Regions from separate parts of the Homo sapiens genome. Here region 1 is linked to region 2. Evidence: chromatin contacts called from ENCODE Hi-C data. All regions are on one chromosome and are shown on one strand. Each heading gives the region's core, a stretch centred on a gene start or an enhancer-like site at or near the end of the contact. The rest is flanking DNA. Distances are from core to core; before and after follow the strand shown. Region 1 has its middle 39 kb from the start of MIR8071-2. Region 2 has its middle 38 kb from the start of MIR8071-1.

Evidence for each region. Hi-C counts contacts between places; a loop is a spot of excess contacts on that map. Pooled maps may share reads with other maps.
Region 1: a map with no recorded cell type shows a loop between it and region 2 (5-fold over the local background). The contact joins two enhancer-like sites. A Hi-C loop is called at or near these places in 3 of 168 maps with a recorded cell type or tissue (B cell, GM13977 and KBM-7), 5 of 37 single-sample maps with no recorded cell type and 3 of 50 pooled maps.

The regions. Positions count from the first base shown.
Region 1 is chr14:105,676,844-105,681,843 of GRCh38, forward strand. It overlaps IGH. Among named protein-coding and RNA genes, the nearest start is that of MIR8071-2, 39 kb to the left of the region's middle. Within about 2 kb of position 3,193, at least 3 of the 41 ENCODE cell types and tissues checked have a DNase peak (open chromatin) inside an H3K27ac peak, as active enhancers do; they include B cell, where a contact is called at or near this core.
Region 2 is chr14:105,580,186-105,585,603 of GRCh38, forward strand. No RefSeq gene overlaps it. Among named protein-coding and RNA genes, the nearest start is that of MIR8071-1, 38 kb to the right of the region's middle. Within about 2 kb of position 2,591, at least 5 of the 41 ENCODE cell types and tissues checked have a DNase peak (open chromatin) inside an H3K27ac peak, as active enhancers do; they include B cell, where a contact is called at or near this core.

The DNA of each region.
Region 1 (5,000 bases), core at 1,943-4,442, 97 kb after region 2:
TGGCTCATGCCTGTAATCCCAGCACTCTGGGAGGCTGAGGTGGGCTGATCATCTGAGGTCAGGAGTTCCAGACCAGCCTGGCCAACATGGTGAAACCCTGTCTCTACTAAAAATACGAAAATTAGCTGGGTGTGGTGGCACGCGCCTATAATCCCAGCTACTCGGGAGGCTGAGGCAGGAGAATTGCTTGAACCCAGGAGGCAGAGGTTGCAGTGAGCCAAGATCGTGCCACTGCACGATGACACGTGCCACTGCCTGGTGACAGAGTGAGACTACGTCTCAAAAAAAAAAAAAAAAAGAAAAAAAAAGAACCCCCCTAAATCAGGTTAAAGACCCACTCTTGACATTTGATCACCCTTGATCCTGAGTTCCTCATCTTCCACCATCTCCCAGGTCTGATCACCCTGGTCTGTCTTCAGCAAAAATCTTCCTGGGCTAATTTAGCCAGAACCCTCCTTCCCCCCAATATTTCCTCTTGGGAATGTCCGTCCTCCGAGTTTACCCAGCTCCCTGGCTGTCAATCCCCGCCAGCCCATGCTGTGTTAAGAACTGAGCCCCATCTCTCTCCCGCATGGCCGTGGTCCCTGCTCCTGCGGCGGTGGTCCTGAATCACACCTGCCTCCGCATTGAACAACTATCATGGAATAATTTTTTCTTTAACATTTCTAAACACACTCTTAGGAGGCGCCAGCAGCCAGCGTGCGGAGTTAAGTGCCTGTGCCCTTTGTATGAAAGTGTCACCGTTGTCCTGGTCTTGAGGGGTGGCTTTCGGGTGTAAACGGCCGGCAGAGGTGAGTAGATGCTGGGAGGCTGCTCCAGGCGTCTTGTTTGCTCCAGGGTTCTTGAGACTCTCCTGTCTATGAGAACGTGCAGTGGCACGGGACGGCCGCCGGGGGGCTCCCGAGTCCGGCTCTGGAGTCTGTGGCCGCGCGAGTGCACCTGCCTGGGCCGGCCCTGACGGATTTTTTTTTTTTTTTTGATAGAGTCTCACTCTGTCTCCCAGGCTGGAGGGTAGTGGCGCGATGGCAGCTCACTGCAACCTCCGCCTCCCGGGCTCAAGCGATTCTCCTGCCTCAGCCTCCCGAGTAGCTGGGACCACAGACACCCGCCACCACGTCCAGCTAATTTTTGTGTTTTTAATAGAGACCGGGTTTCACCATGTTGGCCTGGCTGGTCTCTCCAACTCCTGACCTCAGGTGACCCACCCACCTCTGCCTCGAAAAGTGCTGGGATTACAGATGTGAGCCACCACGCCCGGCCTCCTTTTGGATGCTTCTAAAGTCTCTTTGCCTCTGGTGTTGGCAGCTCCATCGGCAAGCGTCAAGGTGTGGACGTGGAGTTTGCTTTTATTTATCCTGCTTGGGACTTGGCCTTGATCCTGACGCGTCCTGTTATTCAGCGATTTTGGAAAATTCCCAGCCACTGCCTCCCCCGACTCTGTTTCTCCTTTGGGCAGAAGAAGCCCTTGTGGGAGCCTCCGTCCAGCCTCCGCGGGGCTGCGCTCGGGCTGGGTGGCGTCTCCTGCTCTTTCTTCGGTGTTACCAGCTCCCGCTCCTGCGTGTCCTCTGCGCTGCCTGTCCCATCCATTCTTATTTTAGCCTCATCTATTACGGTTTTCAATTCTAGAAGTTCTTCGTAAAACTCTCAGGTCATTTCAAAATGCAATGTGCAGTAATTTCCCATTTTGCAGTAATATTTGAATAGCTTCTGTAAGTAAGTTTAAAAAATCTCTTGGCCGAGCGTGGTGGCCACGCTGTAATCCCAGTACTTTGGGAGGCTGAGGCAGGAAGATCATGAGGTCAGGAGATCGAGACCATCCTGGCTAACACGGTGAAACCCCGTGTCTACTAAAAATCCAAAAAAATTAGTCGGGCGTGGTGGCGGGCACCTGTAGTCCCAGCTATTCAGGAGGCTGAGGCAGGAGAATCGCTTGAACTCGGGAGGCGGAGGTTGCAGTGAGCCGAGATCGCACCACTGTACTCCAGCCTGGGCGACAGAGCGAGACTCCATCTCAAAACAAAACAAACAAAAAAACCCTCTGAAGCACACATTGCATATTCTATGTCTGATAACGCCGACATTTTGCTTTTGTTTGGGTTCTTATTCTATAGTTTCTTGTTTCACTGATTCTTGTTTCTGCTTCTTTAGGGCTTTTCTGATTTGTATGTGAGCTGGGTTCCTGGGATCCTGATCTGGGCGCGTCTTTTAGGCTTGCCTCTGAGGTCCGCTGTCCCCGCATGAGCGGACGGCAGAGCGCGCCTGCCTGGGAGCCCAGGAGGCTGCCGGGCCAGGGACCCCGGGAACCCCGGGAACCCCGGGAACCTCTCAGCAGCAGAACTGCAGTGGCACAAGACGGCCACCAGGGGGTCCCGAGCCGGTCTCTGGGGTCCCTGCTGGGGTTGAGGGGCTGTGGCTGCAGACGCGGACCTGGCAGGGGGACCCGAACCCCAACAGGGCCCTGACCGGCCCCAAGGCTGAGCCTGCCCTGTCCCACCAGCGCCCAGACCCCGATGTTGGGCCGGGGCCTTCCTTTCCTTGTCCCGGCCCTCTGAGGTTCGTCCCCGGGGTGTGAGCTGATTCTGAGCACACGGAGGCCTTCCTCCTCTCTGGGGCTCTGGAGCCCCTGGGGGCCTGCAGGGCCTGGGCCTGGGCCTGGCTGCTGTCCTCTGTGCTCAGGAGGGCTTCTCCCACCCACCCACTTCCGGGCACAGCCCCCAGCCCCACACCCAGCCGCCGGGAGGGCATCCCCAGGGGAGGACCCTCTGCTCCGGAGCCGCGTCCCTTGTCCTCCAGGGACAGTGGCCGGAGGCTGGTGCCTCAAGCTCGTGCGCCTCATGCAGCATCCCGTGGGTCCATTCGCGACCATAGTGAAGACCCGCAGGCCCCAGGCCCGAGCCGGCTCCCGGGCAGGCCGCGTTCTGGGGCTTCCGCGGGGACACTGGGCCACGCCAGGAGGAAGGGTCCTGACCAGGGTCAGGGAGCATCGGATGCTGCCGGCAGAAGTGGGGGGCGCGGGGCCCCACCGAGGAGCCCAGGCCAGCTTCCCCATCTGCCCCAGGTGCAGCCTTGCAAGGCCCCCAGGCCACAGCGTCCCCAGGTCACAGCGTCCCCACACCCAGGGAATGCAGGACTTTGGCAGAGGCTGGGATCCCAGACCACAGAGCCCCACAAGCTGATGCCTGTTCGCGGATGCCACAGCCACCTCCGCGGCAGGCGCTGGGGAGGGGAGGGGATCACAGTGCTGGACACGGACCGGGCCCCAGCCCTGAGCCCAAGGCAGAGCCGGGATCCGGCCCCGAGAGCACGCCTGGCCCTGCCCCTGGCCCTGGCCCTGCCCCTGCCCCTGCCCCTGCCCCTGCCCCTGCCCGTGCCCCTGCCCCTGCCCCTGCCCCGAGCCCGGGAAGCGCCGCGTGGTCGGCGGCGTTCGATGCTGCTGTCGGCCACACGGGGGCAGCAGAGCCTCAGCGGCTGCCGCAGCGGGTCCAGTTTCCGGCCGCCGGGGTTGGGCTGGCGGTGCCTGGGGGTCCTCCCCAGAGGCCCGCGTGTGAAACGTCCGAGTGCGCTGGGCGCTGGACACGGAGATGGGTGCTTGGGCCACGGGCCTGGGGGACCCCACACGGCCGGCTAGGCAGGCCCAGACAGCCCAGGGTGGGGGTTCCATGGGGGCAGGAGGGGAGAAGCCTGGGCTGTGGAGCAGCTGGGACGTCCGGGGAAGGGCCTGGGGGTCAGAGGGGCGGCTCCCGGGACAGGGAGGCACGTGGAGGGGCGGGGTTTGTGGCAGCCCCGGAGCCGCCTCTGAAGCTTCCATCTGCAGCCTCCTGTGGGGCCGGGTCTGCTTCTCTTGCTGGGCACCCACATCCACCCCCGAGGGGTGTGCGACAACCCCCATTCCAGCCCACTCAGATGGTCTCTAGCCCCTCCCGTCACAGTGAACCCCGGTGTCGGTGCGAGACGCCTCCGTGTATTCCCGGACGTCCCTCTGCAGGCCCATCCCCACCTCACAGACAGTCACACCCTTCCAGGCCTTGCCCCATCCCCAGTCCCTGGCCTCACCATCGCATTGCAGGGAGGCGGGCATATGCAACCTCCATGAAATAAAGCCCTAACGGAGAAGGCCAGAGTGGGAACTTCGTTTCCACCAGCAGGTGGGGCAGACACCCTGGCTAGCCCCGGGGAAAACCAGTAAAAATACTGGATTTAAATCCCTTCGAATTCTCCTTTCTACAGGCAAGCTGTTTAGTGAGAAAGAAAGGGCCCTGCAAAGATCCTCCCCAGGTGGACGGGCAGCCCCCAAGCCTGTCTTGAGCTCCCGGACGCTGCTCCTGGGGAAGGGCCTGCCGAGGACAGGGGCCAGTGGGAGCCCCTGCCTGACCACAGGCTGTTCTGCAGCCCAGGTCAGGAGCGCTGGTGCCTGCCGTGTGGGGTGGCCCTGGTCCTGACCGCCTGGGGTCCCAGGTGGTCCCGGGTTGTAAGAGTCTGTGGTGCTTGTGAAAAGCTTGCACATCCTTCCAGGGGAGACTCGCGCGTGGGGCGAGGGCAGGAGCAGGAGCTCATAATCACACAGGAAAACAGGAAGCCCTGAACCCCGGGCTCGGGAAGCGGCGGGGCGTCAGGTTTGGAGGGGCTTCGTCTCCCACCACCTCCCCATTTGCACCCCCAGTCCCTGACCCGCATCTTTCCTCACCTGGTCACTGTCCCCCACCCTGTCCCCCACCCTGTCCCCCACCCTGTCCCCTGTCTGCCATCTCCCTCCCAGGAGGGGGCTGCTCCTGCCTAGCACGCGGTGCCCTTCCTCCCACGTCGCTTAATTATATTTGAAAATACAACATTTGAAACGTGCAAAGAATGGAGGGGCTTTTCTGTGAGTGCAGGGTGCCCCTCCCGTGTCCCCCCACCAGGGGGCTTCCCCGTCCAGCCCCGGCTTGTCCCTTTCATTTTAACAAAACGTCCTCACCACAGTGCATGTGTGTTTTATAAAAGCAGTATTGGAAGTTAATGCT
Region 2 (5,418 bases), core at 1,341-3,840:
CCACCCCAGCCCGATGTTCCAGGTCCTGTGTGGATCTGCAGGTTTCCTGGAGGCTCAGAGGCCTGCCCCGTCCAGCACAGACGGGGAACAGGGCGAGGGCTGGGTGGTGGCCCAGTGACCTCGGGGGCCAGGCCTTGTAGGTGCAGGTGGGCCCGTGCTGCCGTGCCCCCCACCCACAGACAGGCCCCGACTCTGGCCCAGCACCCGCTCAGCCGCTCCCAGCTGCAGGCTGAGGTCTCCCCATTTGCTCCTGGGCCATGTGTGTTTGGGTGTGAGTGTGGGTATGGATGTGACAGTGACTTAGTGTGTGGCTGTGAGCATGGGTATGTTTCTGTGTGTTTGTGTGTGAATGTTGTATAATAGTCGTGGTGTGTGTTTGTGAGTATGACTGTGTGAGAGGGGCTTGCACCTGAGTTCCTGGGCCCATCTTGCTGCCTCTTTCTCTCCCTGTGTGTTCTCTGCCTCTGTTGTGTTCTCTCTGCATGTCTGTCTCCATGTCTCTTTTTCCCTGTTCCCATCTCCTCCCTTTTTCTCCCATCTCTGTCTCTGTTTCTTATCTATCTCATCTCATCTCTCTCTTTCTGTCTCTTGTGTCTCTGTCCCTCCCCGTCCCTGTCTCTTATCTCTCTCCATCCCCATCTCTCTCTCTGTGTCTGTCTTTGTCCCTGTCTCTATGTCTCTTGTCTCTCCCCATCCCTGTCTCTCTCTATGTCTCTGTGTCTCTTATCTCTCCCCATCCCTGTCTCTCTATGTCTCTGTGTCTCTTATCTCTCCTTGTCCTTGTCTTTCTCTGTCTACGTCTCTGTGTCTCTCTCCATCCCTGTCTCTCTCTATGTCTCTGTGTCTCTTATCTCTCCCCATCCCTGTCTCTCTATGTCTCTGTGTCTCTTATCTCTCCTTGTCCTTGTCTTTCTCTGTCTATGTCTCTGTGTCTCTCCCCATCCCTGTCTCTCTCTCTCTGTGTCTCTTATCTCTCCCCATCCCTGTCTCTCTCTATGTCTCTTCATCTCTTATCTCTCTCCCCATCCCTGTCTCTCTATGTCTCTATGTCTCTTATCTCTCCTTGTCCTTGTCTTTCTCTGTCTATGTCTCTTGTCTCTCCCCATCCCTGTCTCTCTCTCTCTATGTCTCTGTGTCTCTTATCTCTCCCCATCCCTGTCTCTCTCTATGTCTCTTCATCTCTTATCTCTCTCCCCATCCCTGTCTCTATGTCTCTGTGTCTCTTATCTCTCCCCATCCTTGTCTCTGTCTATGTCTCTGTGTCTCTTGTCTCTCCCTGTCCCTGTCTCTCTCTATGTCTCTGTGTCTCTCTGGGCCCCTGGTCCAATGTCCCCTTCCCAGAACCCCTGTTTCCCTGGTGTGGGGTGCAGGTCCTTCTGTGGTCCTGTGGGCCGTGCTTGTGCTGGGCACAGCCTGCCAGGGCAGCCGCTCAAGCCCCAGGGCTGGGCACTGCGTCCTGGCTCTGGCCAAGGGCCCTGGGGAGAGCTGAGGGAGGTGCGTGCAGGGTGTGAGGCCCACCACAGTCACTGCCAGATGCTCAGTGCTGGTGCTTCCCTGGGTCTGCTGTGTGGTGGGCACAGCCCTCGTGAGGGCTGCCCATGGAGGAGGCCTGCCGCCTAGAGAGCCCGGACAGGGGGACAATGGCCTGTGCTGACCCTGGCGGAACCCTGGCTGACCCCAGATGACCCCAGATGGCCCTGGCTGACCCTGGCGGAACCCAGATGACCCTGGCTGACCCTGGCTGGCCCTGGCTGACCCCAGATGACCCTGGCTGACCCTGGCTGATCCTGGCTGACCCTGGCTGACCTCTGCCTAACCCTGGACCTGGAAAGCCCTAGCTGACCCCGGGCTGGTTGGGGCTGGGCCTCCCTGTGGCTGCAGCCCCTCGCTCAGGCCCCAGGCACACCTGGCCAGGTCTCGGTTTTGGGGCATGTTTCTCAGAACAGCAGTTCTCTGGCTGGAACACCTGGCCTGGGCTGTGTTCACAATGACTCAGCCGCCCCACAGGGCTATTTTGGATATTTCTGCAGGTGATGGGGTACAAGAGGCTTCAGGAGAGAGAGAAAAGCAAGAGAATACAAACAGCATGGCCTCCCCCGACCTTCCTGTCCCCACTCCTGTACTGTACCCCCTCCCCAGTGCTAAGTCGAGACCTGGCGACCCCTTAGGGGCTGGGGCTGGGTGTAGCTCACAGGGCCTGGGCTGGTCCTCTCCCCACCAAGTCCTCCTGGGGCCTACACACCCCTCTGAGCCTGGAAAAATGGAGCAAGTCATTGGGGTCATTTCTTCATCTACCAGTGAGTACATGCACTGAGAGGGTCTCGGCTCCCCTGGAGGCCTCCCTCCACCACTGCAGGTCACTTACTCATGAGGGCCAAGGCTCAGAAATCAGACAGGACTCAGTGTCTAGTCAGACTGATACATGCTCAGAAAAGGAATCAGATTTCAAAATGAATATGTATAAGAAAAGAACCGGGGATCAGTGATCAGGAACAGGGATCCATGATCTGGTCCAGGGCTCAGCGGTCAGGAACAGGGCCCAGCGATCAGGACCAGGGCTCAGTAATCAGGACCAGGGCCCAGTGATCAGGACCAGGGCCCAGCGATTGGGTCCAGGGCTCAGTGATCAGGAACAGGGCTCAGTGATCAGGACCAGGGCCCAGTGATCAGGAACAGGGGCCAGTGACTGGGTCCAGGGCTCAGTAATCAGGACCAGGGCTCAGTGATCAGGACCAGGGCTCAGTGATCAGGAACAGGGGTTAGTGATCAGGAACAGGGCTCAGTGATCAGGACCAGCATTCAGTGATCAGGACCAGGGCTCAGTGATCAGGAACAGGGCTGAGTGACCAGGACCAGGGCTGAGTGATCAGGTCCAGGGCTGAGTGATGAGGACCAGGGCTGAGTGAGGAGGTCCAGGGCTGAGTGATGAGGTCCAGGGCTGAGTGACGAGGTCCAGGGCTGAGTGACGAGGACCAGGGCTGAGTGACGAGGTCCAGGGCTGAGTGACGAGGACCAGGGCTGAGTGACCAGGACCAGGGCTGAGTGATGAGGTCCAGGGCTGAGTGACAAGGACCAGGGCTGAGTGACGAGGTCCAGGGCAAAAAACAGGAGTAGGACTCAGTGATCAGGACTAAGGCTCAGTGATCAAGGCTAGAATTAAGTGATCAGGAACAGGGACCAAGTAGTAGGACCAGAGCTCAGTGATCGGTAAACGGGCCCACTGGTCAGGACCAGGGCCCTGTGATCAGGATGAGGACCCAGTGAGGAGGACCAGGGCTGTCTAGGTTATGAGGAATAGGGATCCCATGTAGTTCTTAGGAGCAGGCTTCTTTGCCATGGTCTCTGGTGAATCCAGCATTCATCCTTGGGCCTCAGCCTCATTCAAGATCAGGTCATTTCTTGATTTTGGGACCAGGGGTACCCTCTGTCCATGCCCACCATGACCACCATGACACCCAGGGGGACTTTGAAGCAGGCGTTCTCCAGTCTAAAGCCACCACCCTTTCCCTGACCCCCGTCTCCTCATTCAGAGTCTGTGAACATTTTCCTTGGGGCCACTTTATTGCACCTGGAAGCCACGTGAGTAAGGGCGGGTCGGTGATGTCTGAAAGGGCTGAGTTCTGGCAAGCATAGCTGGCTTCTCCAAGAGGTTCCTCCACACTTCCTCCCTGCAAAGACAGAGGGGTCACAGCCTGAAGGAGCAGCATCCTTGCCAACGCCCTCTGTCTCAGCCCTGGCCTGGCTCATGGGAGCCTGGACGGAATCCTCGTTACTGCACTGGAGGGAAGCTCAGCCCTGACCCTGGGCCTGCGCGTGTCCTCAGTGTCTGTGAAGGGCCCCCAGGAGAGCACGTCCCCCCACAGTGGGAGCAGGTGGTGCTCTCCTCTTAGCCAATCACTGCAGCCCACCCCATCTACTGTGGGCTCATCCCCCTCCTGGGCTCCCACCTGTGCCTTGCCGGCTCCCGCTCAGTACTGGGGGCCCTCCCTCTTGCCAGATGGGCCCCGGACGCTGGTCACGGTCAGTGCTGTGCTATAGAACAGGCTCAGCAGGAAGAGGGTGAGGAAGGTGATGGTGGTGGGCCACAGGTTGGCGCCGGGGGTCTCCTCCTCCAGGGTCTCCTGCGGCAAGTCCAGCACCACATAGGGAGGCGGCATCTGCCAATCTGCAACACAGCAAGAGCCTGCCAGGCCCAGACTCCCAGACTCGTGTGAACAGCGGCTATGCTTCCTTGGGGTCTGGGGACAGTGGGGTCTGGGTCCCCATCTAAGGCCTGAGACTCCCCCAGGGAGGATGAGGAGGCAGGGTCCCAGGTGAGGGGCTGGGACCTTCTGTCTTTGACATTCTTAGGGCACTTCAGGGAGAGACTTGGCAGGGCAGAAAGTGGACACCATCTGCTTCTCCAAGGGAAGCTTGAGCCCGAGGTACCCTCCCGCCCCTCCCACCCCACCCCGTCTCAGTCCCAGCCACGTATTCAGTGACTGGGTCCCGGGGCCAGAGAGGACCAGACACACCCACCCTCAAGGAGATCTGGGTCCAAGACAGAGACCTGGGTCTGACACTCAGTGTGCCAAAGGTTGAATGGGCAAGACCAGAGGCCTCTGTTGCCTTCCCAGGGAATGTGGCTGAGGGGTTACAAGCGAGGGCCAGGTGAGGGCCACCAGCACGGGCATCCTCATTTTCCTCAGGGTCTCAGGGCATAGACCTCCCATGTACAGCTGTACCTGCTTGTCATATGCTGATACATCCAGTCATTCACCTGTCTTTCTATCCTTCCGTCCATCTATCCATCCATCCATCTATAAAGCTATTATCCGTATATCCACCCCTCCATCAGTAACACTCCTACCCACTCACCCATCCATTCATCGTCCATTCATCTATTAATGTAAGGCTATCACTTAAATATCCACCCATATATCTATAAAGCTATTTTCCATCCATTCATCCTTCTTCCATCTATCCATCCATCCATCCATCCATCCATCTATAAAGCTATTTTCCATCTCTTCATTCATCCATTCATAAAGCAATTCTCCATCCAATTATCTTCCATACACCTAGCCTCCATAGATCTACCCACCCACCCACCCATCTATCCTCAATCCTCCCTCCATCCACCCATCCTCCATTCACCCCTCCATCTATCTTCCATCCTCCATCCACCCTTCCATCCTCCATCCGCCTACCCACCCATCCATCATCCATCCATCCATCATCCATCCATCAGTCCATCCATCTTCCATCCTTCATCCACTCATCCATCCTCCATCCACCCATCCTTCATCCATCCATCCATCACATATCCATCCGTCCATCCTCCATCCAGCCATTTACCCACCCATCCATTTTACCACCCATCCATCCTTCATCTACCCACCCTCCATCCACCCATCCATTCATTATATGTCCTAGGAT